Linked DNA regions of Mus musculus: region 1 is linked to region 2. Evidence: chromatin loops called from intact Hi-C (ENCODE). Cell type or tissue: heart. All regions are shown on one strand. Region 1 has its middle 37 kb from the start of Tnfsf13b. Region 2 overlaps Myo16 (myosin XVI).

Region 1 (8,000 bases), 340 kb before region 2:
GCTGAAATTTGAGGATCTGTAGTCACTCTAGCTTCTAAGAACTCTTCCACATGTCAGTTATGGACTGTGCCCTCTCAAACATGAGTCTAAATGTGTTCTTGCTCCCTCCCCTAATAGCTCCTGTCAGGGATTCAGTTATAGATACCAAAAAAGTAAGAAATAAATATATTGTCCTTAGGCACCCTGAGTAAGAAAGGGGTCTGGGGAGAAGGAGGGAAATATGGGGGTAGAAAGAAGGAAGTTATAATGGGGAGAGCAGGAAATGTTGGAGGTAGAAAGAAGGAAGGAATGATGGGGGAGAAGACAATGATGGGAATGAAGGAGGGAAATCATGGGGAGGAGAGAAGGAGAAGGAGAAGGAAGGAATGATGGGGAGAAGGAGAGAATAATGGGAGAAGGAGGGAATGATGGGAGGAGGGAGCAATGGGAGAAAGGAAGGAACTGAAGTATCCTTATGGTTCCAAATAAATGTACAACTATTCACCTGAAGGCACTTCACTTCTTGTGATTGTCCAGATGTGTCAAAAATGTCATGTGTAGGTCAAAGGTTGCTTGGCATTTAACATAGTCTAAGAGAAAGGATCCAGGATCTTGGTATTATGAGACAGCACAAGTAGGTTCTGTATATCAGGGGCTGGATGGGGACCAAGCATCCAGATAAAGGGTCTTCTGGAGACTAAAGAATGTGTATATTGGATCACCATGTGAGTATGGACAGGCCCTGGGTGACTGTGTGTAACCCTTCTCCAGTCTTTTCTGCAGATAAGAGGAATCCCTTGAGTCTTCCTGTGGACTCTCCCTAGGGAGGGAGTCTGTGTTGGGGCCCAGCTCACCAGTGGAGTGGGGGACACACTCAGTGTGAGCAACGCAGCAGAGAGGGTGGGAAAGTCAGCTCATCCACATAAATTTCTCATTTCCAATAAAGTTATTGCACAACGTGTTCAGTGTGACTCCTGGAAATTAAAGAGAAGTGGATCGGTTTTTTTGCCAAGTATGAGCCGCAAACTTAAGAGGGCTTCCAGACCCACTTCCAAATGTCACAGCAAAAACAAACAAAGCATTTCTAAAATGAAGTACCATCAATCAAGGAATCTGTTTGGCCAGTCACAGAAGTCAAGGGTGAGAGTGGAGACCCATAGAAGTCAATCTGTTCACACAGCAAGGGAAACCCTTATCTTCTGGTGGGAACTCAATCATGATTGGCATCTTTGGAGTTTCATCTCGCCACATCCCAGATCCTGCTGTGTCTATGTGCTTCTTACTATATATATATATATATATATATATATATATATATATATATATAGTGTGTGTGTGTGTATGCACATGTGAGTGTATTGAACATGTATGTGCATGTGTGTGTACATGTTGAGTGTACACAGTGGAGTCACAGACACCTCAGAAAAATCTCAAATGTGTAACTTGTCTTGATGATTGGAAAGACATTTGCTAACCCTACATTTCTTCTGAGAAAGTGGATGGTCCAGCCAGAAACAGAGTTGAGACTGAGGCCAGAGAGGAGGCAAACCAGGTGAGAGGTCCCTTGGCAGTGGTGGAAGCTGCTGAAGATCAAACCCAGGCTCTCCCTCATGCTAAGGGAGTGTTCTGAACAGTCCCAGCCCCAGATGCCAGACAGGCAGAAATGTGAAATCACGTAACAAGTACATGTTTGGATTCTGTGTCCCAAGTTTAAGGTCAGCTTCCCTATCATATTACAGCCATTCCTTATCAAGAGGCAGCCATGGCTTCCTTTCATATTATTAGAAATGGAAGGGCTTCAGCTCGGATGCAGAGTTTTATCTAGTACTCAGACTTGTCTAAGAGATAATTATGTGCCAGTGAAAAACTTGTAAATGTCCAGTGACAGAGTAGAGAGTGCCTGGAAAGCCAGTGTGTGGAGAGAGAGGAGGACCTTGGGCTACCACTTGTGCTGGCGTTACTTTCATGTTGCTGTGGTGAAATACAAGAGAAAAACAAGACAGGTCAAGTTTATTCTGGGGACAGCTTCAGAGAACTTTCATCCCACATGGCAGGGGAGGTAGGGTGGCAGAAACTTCAGAAGGGCACATCCCTTTCTAGTGTGTACAAGCAAAGACTTTAACTGGAATCGGGCTCTTGGTTTCAGAGGGATTTGCGTTTATCATGGCGAGCAGGACAGGTAGGTTCCACTCCTTACTGATGTGCGGTCCAGCAGGAGCAAAGAACTGGTCTCATCCGGAATCATCAAAGGCTCTGCTGACTTCTGCTGACCCTGCAGGCCCCACTTAGTGATTCCACAGCTTTCAAAAATGGCACTGGAAGCTGGGAATTTAGCATTCCAAATATGAGTTTGGTAGGGCACATTTCAGACTCAGATCACAGTCTTCTGTCTCTTGCCCCTGAAGGCTCATGATTGTCTAATAATGAGAAGTTCCACTAATCCAAATCTGAGAGTTCCCACTATATTAATAAAAACTCCAGCTCACCCAAATATCCAATGTTCAAAGTCTCTACTGAGTCTCAAGACAATACCTGAGCTACTTGGCTTCATAAAATGATCTTCTAGTATACGGTAGCACTGAGCAGCATTCCCAAAGGGAGGGATTGGAGGAAGCAAGGAAATATTGGACCAAACAAAGTCAAAACAGGACAAATGTTAAATCTTGTAGCCCTGGGCGTGGTTCTGTGGCACAAGTTACCACAATGCGATCCACCACAGGCTTGAGGAGCCTTGCTTTGTTCAGCACACCATGCCTTGGGCTAGCTCCACATGGTATCTGCAGCTTTCCATGGCAGGTATTCCAGTTCTCAACATCCTCCTATCCATATTGCAAACATAGATTTTATGCAAAGCCCCATGCATATGCTGCAAGGGACCCCTGATATGCAGACTCCACTTGTGCTCCATCCACACTGGCCTTTATCTTGACCCAGTACTTCTATGGTGTCAGCACACAGAAAATGCCAGCCTCTGCAGCCACCCCAAGATGTGACTGGTCCCTTGGACCATGGCTGTACCGGTCTCTGAGTACCTTGTGTATCTTCTGTTTAATGGTGCTGATCTTTTTGCCAGTTAAAGCCATTTTATCTGCATCTGCTTTGTCCACAATGACACTCTCCTTTCACACTGTACATTTTCAATTCTTTCTTTCTTTCTTTCTTTCTTTCTTTCTTTCTTTCTTTCTTTCTTTCTTTCTTTCTTTCTTTCTTTCTTCCTTCCTTCCTTCCTTCCTTCCTTCCTTCCTTCCTTCCTTCCTTCCTTCCTTTCTTTCTTTCTTTCTTTCTTTCTTTCTTTCTTTCTTTCTTTCTTTTCTCTTGGTTTTTCGAGACAGGGTTTCTCTGTGTAGCCCTGGTTGTCCTGGAACTCACTTTGTAGACCAGGCTGGCCTCGAACTCAGAAATCCGCCTGCCTCTGCTTCCCGAGTGCTGGGATTAAAGGCGTGCGCTCAAATCTTTTTCTGATCTTTAGTCCTGAATCTTGGTGTCAGTTTGGCTTAAAGCTCTGGGAAATGACAATGCTGAAGCCCACATGCTATGCTGTGTCAAAACTTCCGCTACAAAACAATTCCATAGAGTTCACACTCACTCAACTTTGAGGACACAGGGGAAAATGTAGCTTGGTTCTTTGCACAAATGTGACATACACAGTCTAGAGTCCAGTCTTCAATAGAGTTCGGTTCCCACCGAAACCTCACGGGTGCTGTCTTTGTGGCCCACCATTCTTCAGGCATTCTGGGATTCCAGACTCCCAGCAGCATCCCCCCACTAAGTGAAGACTAGTGTATCTAGGACATCTGTAGTCCTCAGTTCCAATCTCTTTCAAATCCCTCCTAAAAATCATCTCCCAGGGTTCAAACCTCTCTTGGTCCGGCTTCATTTATCAATAACCTCAATTTTCTGATATTAATCGTCTATATTAGTTACTTGTGTTATCATTGTGGCAAGATGTATGACCGAGGTTTCATCTTGACTCCTGGTTGAGGAGAAAGCTCAGCCCATCCTGCTAACGGTGTTGCAGGAGGAGACTGAGAAAGGCGACTGGTGCTCACATAGCACAGGTCTGGGAGCAGAGAGCCTGGCCACAGCCATGACATGTAGCCTGTAAACATTTCCCTAGTGATCTAGTCCAGTCAGCCATGTTGAACTTCCTGTAGTCCCTATAATATAGTTCAAAATAGTATTGCAAGCTGTGGCCAGTGTTCAAAACATGAGACTAAAGGCACTTTATACTCTCATCACAGTACTCATGTCCAAATAAAGCCATCAAAAGAGAAGATGGGCGGAGAGAGGAGAGAGGAAGGGAGTAAGATACAGCGTTTTCAGTATTTAAAGAGTGGAATAGGATTGAATGTACAGGAGCAGGAGAAGGCAGACCTTTTGGATTTTTCTTCTTTTGTTTTTAGACTGTTTTTTGGGATATGATAGAAATCCCATTACATTTGGTACATCTTAATTTTATATGTAATTTTAATATAGATACAGTGTTACTCGTAGTGTCATATAATTGCTTTAGAATATTCAGGACTTGAGCGTACAGGGCAGGCATGATTGGGGAGGAAGATGGCAACGATACTTCTGTTTTTCCCCAGTTTTTGCAGCTTGACAATGTTAGGGAGGGATGGTCAGATGTTTTGTTGAGTGGGTGAGGTGAATCGGGTATTTTTTTTCTTTTCCTCTGTGTGTGTATGCGTGAATGTGTGTATGCACGTGCATGCCTGTATGTGTGTGTAATTAGTGTAGCCATGTCATACAAGTGCCTTCCTTTGTCCTGTTGCTCACACATGCAACCACTAGAGGGAAGCACGCGAACATCTAATGAAAACGTCTGCTTTATTAACTACAATTAAGCAAATGGTAAAAATTGTAAGACTACGAAAAGGAACAATAAGCTACCCAACATACGCCATGAATGTTCCTTAAGGTATATTCCCCGGGCACTGTAAAACCGAGATGTCGCCACATCTTCTACTGTCCATCTTTGCATGAAGTTCTATTGTATCAAACCACTTACAACGACAAGACCTTGCACAACCATAGCCCCCAGTGCAAAAGGAGTCTAGCTAAAGCTTCCAGAAATAAAAGCCACTCTGTTTTGCTGAAGAGTCTATAAGGCCAAGAGACTAAACATTGTGAGTGTTGACATTTAACACTGTGTAGACCAGGGCCAAATTATCTTCAGCTATTTCAGTCACACAAAAAAACTCATTGCTCACTCCCATGTCTGACCAAACCTTTTGTGACTACTAAAACATTAAATATTCATTCATTGAAGAGAATGTACTTCCACCAGCAACAAGCTAAGGATATGTCAGACAGCATCTGAAACCTACAGCAGTTCCCCCTCTTTGTAGCTGCTCTGCCACCCGTGGTCCCTGCCTGTATGTGGCATATGCCTTGGTTTATAAATGCCTTGGTTTACGACTTTGTTTGGTAATTAACAGTGGCTTGTGTAGCCACCTCCATAGTAGGTCACATCCTTAGGAATGACCCAAATTAATATTTGCAGCCCACGGTCAGATTGCATACCATAATTAATTCTTTTGTGCTTCCATTAAGGACTGTAAGACCTGTGGTGAGTCCTACGAACTCCATGTCCAATTGAAAGCCCATTTCCCTTGACATTTCAACTTTCGATGTTCTAAAGGCTAGTAAGGTCACCTATCACAGTCTGACCTATAAACAAACCCGTGGGCCTCATGTCCCTCCCATCCACGCTTCCTTGTCATTCCAGGACCCAGGACACCCAGGACAGCACTCCCTTCTTGCAATACCACACACACCATGCCTTCTTCTCTGTATCCAACCATCGAGCACTTAACACTTTCTTTTACACCAAAAATATTTCTGCAATGAATCATGAGATTGATTCTTCTGGTTTCTATCAATAATCTTGGAAAATATGCATCCAAGCATACATCATCTCCAGTGAGCAAATATTAAAGACACTTTCCTACGAGAAAGGTTGCCATGAGCCTGGCCTGTAGGCAACAGGATATTTGTGGTTGTTCTCTTTTTGCTTTGAGTTGGACTCCTTATATCTTGAAATTGGAGCATCTTTGCCCTGTAGGAGAACAGTGAGTGCAAACATAGGCATGTGGACAGACATCAAAAGCCGCACTTCTGGGAGGTCAAGGCTCTTGTCTTGGCCAGTGTAGGGCTCATTCTGACTTGGGATGCTCATAGGTTGTTATTTCTCTCCCTGAGTTTCTTCTCCACTATGCATCTGTTTGGAGATTTTTATTCCTTATAGAGACACAGAGGCAATGTCTAGGGTTCCTGGAAGCTCTCAGACTTGACCACATGCACTTATGCACTTGTTCTAGGAAATAAATTAAATATGATACAAACAGCTTCCCACTATTACGGACTTTGTTGAACTTTCCATTCTACACACTGTACAACAGAAAACTCACACTGTGGACAGTAGAACATGTTTCTCCTGCCAGGGTTATGAGCTTATATAGGAAATATTTCTCAATCACTTCATGTGTGGAATTTGGCACTCACTCGTGCACAAGGATAAGGGTAGAGTGACAGTTATCAGAAGCTGGAATGGGGCAGAGCTAGGCATGGACAAAGGCTGCTGCATGGTACTGAGCACATGTGGTGTGCACATAGTATGACTATGGTGAGCACAGTGTGTGACTGTGGTGTGCACACAGTGGAGTGACTGGTGTGCACATAGTGTGACTATGGTGTGCACAGTAGTGTGACTGTGGTGTGCACAGTATAGTGATTATGATCTTTATAGTGGTGTGCACAGTGGAGTGATTGTTGAATGCACACTAGTGTGACTATGGGATGCACAGTAGTGTGATTATGGTGTGCACAGTAGAGTGACTGTGTTATGCACAGTAGTGTGACTGGTCTGCACAGTGGAATGACTATTGTGTGCACATAGTGTGACTATAGTGTGCACACTACTGTGGCTGTAGTGTGCACATTAGTGTGACTGTGGTGTGCACACTAGTGTTACTGTGACCGTGGTATGCACACTAGTATGACTATGGTTAATAATACTCTATGGAGTATTTAAAAGAATCTACAAAAAAGAATCTGAGCATTTTTACCACAAGGGAAAGATAAACATGTAGACAGACAGGTTTGTGTAGGTGGACTTGGACATTCATAAAGACTATGTGTATTAAAACAACACAGGCTCTACATAAATGTGTATAAAGTTTATATTTTAAAAGACACTGAATGGAAAATATTTTTATGTTGGACTATAGTTAGGTCAAGGGGAGATAAATATTTTATTTGCCTCATGAATATTTATAACTGAGGGGTGTAATCCATATAAACCCTTTGCTCCCCAAGTTGCTTTTTGCCAGAGGTTTTATCACATCACAGGGTGATCCAAGGACAGAGTGGAGGAGGATGGTGCTGGAGGTGGAGGGGCTAAGCACCAAAATGTAGCTAGAAAGGAGCAGGTTCTAGTGTTCTGCTGCTGCTGAGGTGACAGCAGTTTACAGTGGTTTGTTATGTATCTTCTGAAGAACTGGGAGAAATGGCGTGTTTGCAGGAAGCTGGAAACACAGGTCGTCCAGCTGTTAGTCACTGTATATGAGGGCTGAAGTCTCCACTGTGCCCTCATACTGGCACTACTGTGAGTCAATTAAAAGTAGAAACAATCACTAGAGTTTCATCCTTCATAGCTCCAGACAGCACTGCTCATCTTTCTTCTAACAATGCAGCGGGATCCTTTTCTAGGAGATGCGGCACACAATCGGCCATGTCACCCTCTGTGGGGACATTCGGATGTGATGGGCACATGGCGTGATATGGGTGCTGCAGAGATGTCCAGCTTTTGCACTGAAGTCAGAGGACATAGAGACTGCCCAGGGTGGAGGTTTGGGAGCTGTTGTCGGGTGCACACAGGTGGAGGAAGGAAGCCAGGGAAAATGGATAGCCCTGTATGTGCCTCAGGGAACACACATACTACAGAAGCTGGGCTGTGTATGGGTTTGGACAAAAAATCACTTGGTGGCAGATGGGCTGATGATGGAAGGAGACAGGTT
Region 2 (8,000 bases):
CAAAATATTGCCTATGGCTCTGTACATTAAATCTTATACCCATTGTATTTTAATTATGAGTATAACTTGTTTCATTTGTTTACAAATCCCTTTTCACATTTAAATTCAGCGCCTAGTGCAGTTGTGCACTTCAAACAGCTTTTAAATTACCTATTGATCTTTCTATTACAGTTGAATGTATCCTGGTAAACATTTTCTTTTGGAGTTAAAATGAATGCTTTTTTTTTTCAGAAGTAAATCTAAATGATAGGTGGGCTGAAGAGAAAACTTTACATTTCCTGCAGCTTACAGGACATGTTTTTATCTGAGTAAACATACCTTCTGTAGCCCAGGCTCCCGTAGCTTTTGATAGAAACAGCAATGTTAGAAGAAAACTAATTTTGGTATTGATTGTTTCTTGTAGAAGTCCCCTGGTGCTACCAATCGCCAAGCAGGACAGCTTACTGGAAAAAGACATTATGTTCAAAGACACAACGAAAGGTCTGTGCAAGCAGGAGTCCCAGGATGGCCCTCCTGAGACCAGCATGACAAGCAACTGCGGCAAGCCAGAGCAGGTAACTTCGCAGGGTCACAGGGAAAACCTACAGCATTCAAAGCTGACCTGTCTTTTATTCAAAGACAAAATAAAAGTGCATAGGCTAGAGTCTGTTTAAAATTCCTGTCAATGTGGCAATTCTACTGTAGGTCATTAATAAATACAATTGCTATTTAATTTTAGAGAAGTTTTAATTTTACAGTATATTTTTAGGTGTCTTTGATCATTAAGTAGTATTTTTTTCTCTTTTTCTGTTTCTTCCAATTCTCCAAATACATATACATTGGTCAAAGATGCACTGAGAGGCATTTCTTTTTAAAAGAAGCTATGGTGTGTGTGTGTGTGTGTGTGTGTGTGTGTGTGTGTGTGTGTGTGTGTGTGTGTGTGATCACTTAAGACTCAATGCCTGATTTAGGGGCGATTGCTTTGCTGTTTTGGACGGTTATGAGTTTAAGTTTTCTCCTTTCTGTGACAGAAGTAAATGATTTTCTGTGCCTGGTGCTTTGTGAACGACAGAGCTATGCTCACCTATGTTCAAACATGTTCTTTAAAACTAAGAAGGCTTTGCAGCCTCCCAGCATCCGGCAGGACCTTCCTTGTGGGTGGTTTCTGTGTTCTTACTGTCATCTCTTAGGTATCCTTGATATAAGAACACCATGATCATTTTCTGTTCCTTCCTTTTTGGAGGATATGGTGGGGATTTTAGATTGCTGACCTGTAACACTTACTAAACCCATTAAGATTTTCCCTGCAAGCCAGATCACAGATGCTTCAGGCAATCAGCCACTGGACGGTTCTTCATAGAAGAAGCCAAGCTATAGATGGCTGGGTCATGCAGTCACATTCCATACAAAAGCCATGGAAAAGACTTTTCAACGCAACAAAGTACAAAGTACCAGTTTAGAAATAAGTATGTAATGTAGAAAATTTTGAAAATTAAAACAAAACCACTTAGTACCTCTTCCTCTGGATTTTTGTAAAATGTAGCTTTAGCAAAGGGTAACTCCACAGATGGGTAGTTAGTGACTATCTCTGGTTGCATCGATCCTCTGCAAAAGGCATAGAAAAACTGGCTTGTGCAGAATCTCTGTAAGGCACCCATGCCTTCTAAAGCTGCCTAGAATCGAGCATCAGAACTCTCTTCTGTTGACTGTGAAATCTTTATAACTACAAGGAGCTGCCCGCCCTGAAGGTCTCCGGTGCTACGTGAGTCACTGTTTTAGTGTAAGCCAGCCAACGAGCACATTGTTTCACCTGCTATTCTAGAACATTTTCCTCAACCCAGTGCAAATGTGTGGCTAGGGGCAAGAACCTGGACACTTCCAGCTGGATGCCGAGAACTGCTCCTGTGGGCTCTCTGTCAATACCGGCCATGCTTTCTCTACTTGCAGTACAAACTGACTTGAACATCCTAGCCTTGTCCCTGAGTAAAATAGGTCTTCTCTCTCTCTCTCTCTCTCTCTCTCTCTCTCTCTCTCTCTCTCTCTCTCTCTCTCTTTCTCGTTTTTAGAGTTAAAAATGCATACTAACTTGCAGAAAGTTTGGGCTTTAATTTTGAATGTTCCACATTCTTACAATCATATGTACTATATAATATATCATATCATATATGTCTATTAATCTGTCTTTATACATATATATATATACCCATACCTACATTCTTATTATGAATATCTATACCATACATGAGATTGTATTTGTGGGCAGTAGTAGGATGCTCACAAAGACTTTAAAATAAGATCCTGATGATGATAGAGGTGGGAGAAATGGGTCCTGGGTTCTGTTCCCAGCATCCACATCAAGTGGCTCACAACCATCTGTAACTTTGCACACCCTCTTTGACCTCTATAGGTGCTTGCACATATAAGTTTCATTTGCTATCTCTCCATATAAGGACTTCTGCTAGGATCTCTTTTCTTTCTAGAAAATATATACTGTTTCATCTTTATTTTTTATAGATTCCTGTTACACAAAACAGTTCACTGATACAAGAAAACCTTCAACAAATCTAACTTAATCCTCAGAAAGACATAACATCCATAGTAGCAATGAGTTACTGAGCACAGCAGTCCTCCCTTGTCTTTTGGTCCTAGTGAGGGTTTCTATTGACATGATAACAAACACCATGACCAACTACGACTACACTTCCATCTTTGTCTTAGTCCATCATTGAAGGGAGTCAGGGCAAGAACTCAAACAGGACAGGAACCTGATTCTTCAGGACTCCTGAAGGCAGGAGCTGATATAGTAGCCATTGAGGGGTGCTGCTTACTAGCTTGCTCCCTCTGGTTTACTCAGTCTGCTTTTTCATAGAACCTAGGACCATCAGCCCAGGGATGGCCCCACCCACAATGGACTGGCTTCCCCCATCTATCACTATTTAAGAAAATGCCTTACCACCCGTTCTTATTGAGGAATTTTCTTAGTTGCAGTTCCCTCCTCTCTGGTGACTCTAGCTCGTGTCAAGTTGACAAAGAATTAGGTAGCATAGTGAGTATGTCCAGCTCTATTTCCTCTCCTGACTCCCTTTGTGAACCTCCTGCATTGGGCAATTGCTAAGTGGCCTTGGCACCTCTGCCTGTTACCTTTACCAACTGCTGAAAGGACACTGTCACAAAGTAAAGCCAATCTTCTCTTCCAGCCACTTAACACCCTGGGCACCCTTCCATCACCCTTGGAACTGAGCAGCCATTCCTAGCCTCTTCAGTTTCATGCCTTCTACATACCTGCTACCCTTTGATTCTACCCACAGCCACACCAGTCCTCAAGGGCTTCCCACACACCATCCTGGTTCTTCTCCTTCATCCTAAGAGACTTGTCCTTCCAAATGATTCCCACTTTCAACCTGAGCACAGCCCACAGACAAGGGCAGCCTAGATCACCACAGAGCAAACTTTTTCAGACATCTGCTTACTTCTGTGCATTTTCTACACTTGTAATTTATTATTTATGTACTTGCTGGCCCCTCCAGCAGACTGAGAACACAGAGAGATGAAAGATAACATCTCCTTTTATCCTCTTTTTCTGTCTTTGCATCAAGCTACTGGCATAAAGCCTGTCAGAGAGTAGAAACGCTAGGAACACTGCGAACTTGTGAATGTGGTCCTGGAGCTGCTTATCGCACGCTGCCCTCTCTTCTCTGACTGTTACACAGTGGTAATTAGGCCAACTTACTCTGGCTTACTCTGGTAGTCAGTCTTCACTGTCAGCTCAATGGGATTTGAAACCTCTGGGGATGCCTGTGAGGGTTTTTCCAGAGAATTGTAATTGAAGAGAGAGGATCCCCCATAAGTGGGTGGTTTCATCCAACTGGATAAAAGTTGTTGAGCGAGAAGGTAGACAGCTGAGCTCTGCCTTCTCCCCTCTCCTGGTTGACACCTTGACGCAGTAGACCAAGCTGCCCTCACGGCCACAGCTTCCTTTCCAGCAATGATTCTGTTTTTCTGCCTTCTAAGGCCAAATACTTCTTTTAAGCCATTGTTCATTGGTGTTTGGTTGTAAGGACCAGAAAATAAAGAGTCACCAACCACGTGGCTATAGAAAAACCAGCTTTCCCCATTATCAGCCTGAAATCCTGTTGAGTAGTGAATCAGATTACTCTACCTGCAGCTTCTGCTGTATGGGGCTGGTCACTCTGACCTGCCTTTGGCAAGCATCTGCTGCATCTACTAGGGAGGTACCTTCTACTCCCCATGTTTCCTCTTAGAGTCCTTTCCTCTGATGTCCCCTCTCTCTTCTTTAATTATCAACCCTGACAAGTATTCAGATTGAGCCCGTCTCTGTTCAGTCTGTGGACCCTGTTCCTACTCTTCCTACTTAGCCCTCAACTCCCTCAAGCATTTCACTGACAGTGTCTTTATTTAGCAAGGGGCTATCCACTAATGTCCACACTTCCCCACCCCCTCCTCCCTCCAGGATGTCCCTCAGGGAAGTTGACAGTGTGGCCATTGCCACAGAGCTCTTTTGAGCTGCGTAACTAAGCACACCAGAGTTCCATGCTCAGCTGCAGAGCTGACAGTGGACCAAGTTCTTCCCATGAGTCGAGTGTGAGTCTTAGGGTCAGGTGGCTGGTTGTTGGAAATTTTGAGATCAGAAATATTGTGCCATTTGGTTTTTCAGTGAGTAACTATGCTTCCCCTGGGATACTGTGTTCTCATGTCGAGAAATGGATCAGTGTCCGATGCCCAGGAACTCCTAGCCATGGCGTCTTCTAAGTGGGTTATGCAGCACTGTGCCCTCCTGACCTTGAGATACTGAAGGCAGAGCCTCCACCTCCGCTGCTAGTGTACTTGGGCAACGTGCAGCCTGAGAGACAGAGCATGTCTTATGATGCATTCACCAGCTCTGGGGAACACATTCTTAAGTCTAGTGTTTTAAGATGTGTTATGATTTCACTCTGCAGATAACTCCCACCAGATAAACAGTGATGATTATATTTAAATTATTCAGCAAAAGAACACAGGATAAATAATACGTGTGCAATGTAGATATGAAATTCAAGGAGAACACAGGCTATGTCAGAAACAGAGACCACAAGCAAACTTGCTTAGGTTTCCTGTGTGTCCTGGGCTCTCAGGACCCTACACAGATTCTTCTATTTCTCAGCCAAGGCTGCTCTGTACTATCTGTCAAGCATCTGCTACTAGAGCACGCTCTGGGCCCGGTGGATTAAGCATTGTGCATTTCTCACTTGGAGACTGCTGGTTTCCATCTAATTAAAAGACCACAACCATCTGGATTTATTTGAAATACTTATCTTGAAATAATCTATTTGAAGTAGTTATTGAAATATTGCTTGGTTTTAAAGGGATGAGTGTGATTATTTTTTTCCCTTCTGCCAGTTACCTAATCTCACAGACACCTTAATCTTAAAATCGATGTAAAACAGAATAAAAATCACAAGCCCCAAATCTGGGGTCTATCCTGAAAACCTGACCCTGTCCCCTCAGAAGGCAGAACCTGAACCCCTTGCCTTTCTATGCCCAAAACAGTCTCAAAGGCTTAGCTCTGGGAGCTAACAAATACTTGAATGTAACTTGATCCCTTCAAAGATTAGGGACACACAGATCTGACTTAAAATTTGGAGATAAGAAAGGTCAGTCAACATGATGGTGGTCTTCAAGGCATAAGGAACTTGGCACAAGGTGATGTGTGTGTGTGTGTGTGTGTGTGTGTGTGAGAGAGAGAGAGAGAGAGAGAAAGAGAGAGACTTGTAGTTATGGAACGTGGAACACAGACCCTGATCTGAATGGTCCTCTCTTCCTCAAACCATCTCCCCTTTTAACATTGGTTTCATATCCACGTGGTCTCAGAACTTTGAGAAGTTCCTGAAGTCGGAACATGCACCTGTGAAGAGCTGATCAGAAAGTGACCACAGTTGATGAGACTGGCCTTTGTCCCACCCCACAGGTCCAGGTCATGCCTCCAGCTCCCAGCGATGACCTAGCCACACTCAGTGAGCTTAATGACAGCAGCCTGCTGTATGAAATTCAGAAGCGCTTTGGAAATGACCAGATACACGTGAGTACCACAGGGCTGCCATGCACCCTGGGTCCCCACTGTGGACCACAAAGGCTGCAAGTGATGGATCCCTAGAAGCTTCTGGCCGTGGCGATGGCTGAGGTTGAGCTTCACAGAGTTCAGTCTCTTCTTGGGAACATTCTTAGTCATATTTAGCAAAATCCCAAATTCAGAATGAAGTGTAAGCTAGTAAGGACTCTGCAGATAGACAAGGGCTCGCAATGATGTGTTGGGTCTCAGGAACCTGGGACAAATGGCTAGTTGAGGTGCCCATTAACAAACCAAAGCAGATGCTGGCCAGCTTTCCCAGCATGCCTCAGTACCTCCAGCTCCCTCCCAGCACTCTTTACCCTGCCCCCTCCTCCTCTCACTCCCAGGGTGCTGCATTTCCCTTCCCTTCCCTTAGCCTGATCCCAACACAATCCAGCCATTGTGGGTACTCTGATGTCTTGGCCTCTTGGCCCTAGCTGCTCCTTTTGGTTAGGGGCTCCTGTCTTGCTTTCCCTCTCTCCCCTCCTCTCATGGCCTGGTTTAGTCTCCCAGACATGTTCAGTCTGGGCTTTTCCCTCCACCTGCTTTCCCCTTATACCCACAGTAAGTCCTGTCTGTACGTTAAGAAGAGTCGTGTCCTCCTCCTCCTCTGACTGCATTTTCACACTCGTTGTGCCTTTTCTGTTGTCCTGACTGAGTGGAGAGATCTTTCCAGAACCGGCAAGATCTGTAGATCAGCTGCTTATAAATCTCAGTCTGCCTCAAGACACCAATGGCTCCATACTAAGTACTTAGTACTTAGAACTTAGTACTTAGTACTTAATAGTGTCTCTCTGGGCACTAACCTAACTGTGTGTGTACGATTTCTGCAGAGATGCAGAAAATGCCATTTAGATGGAGAATGAGTTAAGATTGTCCTAACCCTTTCCTGTATGTTAGCTTTCTAATGCCAGTAACAATGTAGACAGCCTGTAGTCTCAAAATCCATCTCTGCCCACCCCCACCCCCTACCCCCGGCCTCCCTCTGCCCCCTCCCATGTGCTCATTGATTTTGTTCTGTCCCATACAGAGCCCAGGACAATTCAGTCCAAGTGCCTGTGGAGATTTCCGATTATGCCCGAATCTGTCACATTCTCTGATAACACCCATTTAGTCCTAATCTACGGAGGAGAATCTGATTAAGTCATTTTCATGTAAATGTGAAGACTAAGATTTCTCAGCAAGTAATGAGTTGTCAGGTCCTGATTAACCCACAAGCTGCAGCCCAGCTTCTCAAGGCTTCAATAAACTGCCTGCCACCACAAATATATTTAAAATTAAGCACGCGCATCACAATTGTTGGAACTTTGCCACTGGCATAAGTGGTTAAGCCTGGCTGCTTTGGTTTCTATTATCTGTCTCCCTGGTGCTTTCGTGACCTGTTTCTGGTTTTTTTTTCTTTTCTTTTCTTTTCTTTTGTTTCTTTTCTTTGTCTTTCATTCTTTTCTTTTTTCTTTCTTTCTTTCTTTTTTTAAATCTTGTTTTATTTTCATACTACCCAGGACTATAAATCCAACACCCAGTGCATGCTGCTAGTTTGGTCTACACCTCTGGTCCTTTCTTTGCATTTTATCTGAATAAATGTCTAGGCTGCCCTGGAACTCATAGCCTAAGATGTCCTTAACCTTGCAGCCTCCCTGCCTCGGCCTCCTGAGGGTTTTATACAACCGAGCCTATGGAAAGACTGAGTTGGCTTCTGTTCCTTAGTTCCTTTGTGTTTGTCAAGTTCCTCTGTCCCTTAAGCACCTGCTCATCCCATTCACTATTGGGCCAACCACAGTCCCTGCTTTGACAGCCCTACTCTGCAGCTCGGGTCAACACCATCTCTGCCCTGGCAGCCCCATTCGTGCTACTGGGGTCACTATGGTTACCACCCTCCCTGCCCTGGCATTCCCCCAACTTGAGAGGTCCTTCT

The links. Peaks named below come from ENCODE experiments on the same cell type or tissue, not always from the same donor. Only the 100,000 strongest peaks of a DNase experiment are listed, where the experiment ranks them.
Region 1: it touches region 2 in a loop (5-fold over the local background); 9 of 42 quality-filtered maps call a loop at or near these places.

Annotation. Positions count from the first base shown.
Region 1 is chr8:10,039,314-10,047,313 of GRCm38, forward strand. No RefSeq gene overlaps it. Among named protein-coding and RNA genes, the nearest start is that of Tnfsf13b, 37 kb to the left of the region's middle. In heart, a CTCF peak has its summit at 4,770 (motif pointing right); a DNase peak (open chromatin) is centred at 1,708; H3K27me3 peaks cover 353 bases.
Region 2 is chr8:10,384,185-10,392,184 of GRCm38, forward strand. Myo16 (myosin XVI) reads left to right here. Exons shown (of 35, transcript NM_001319151.1): 10 at 404-554; 11 at 5,945-6,055. Among named protein-coding and RNA genes, the nearest start is that of Gm51561, 42 kb to the right of the region's middle. In heart, no CTCF peak of the experiment used is centred here; a DNase peak (open chromatin) is centred at 3,177.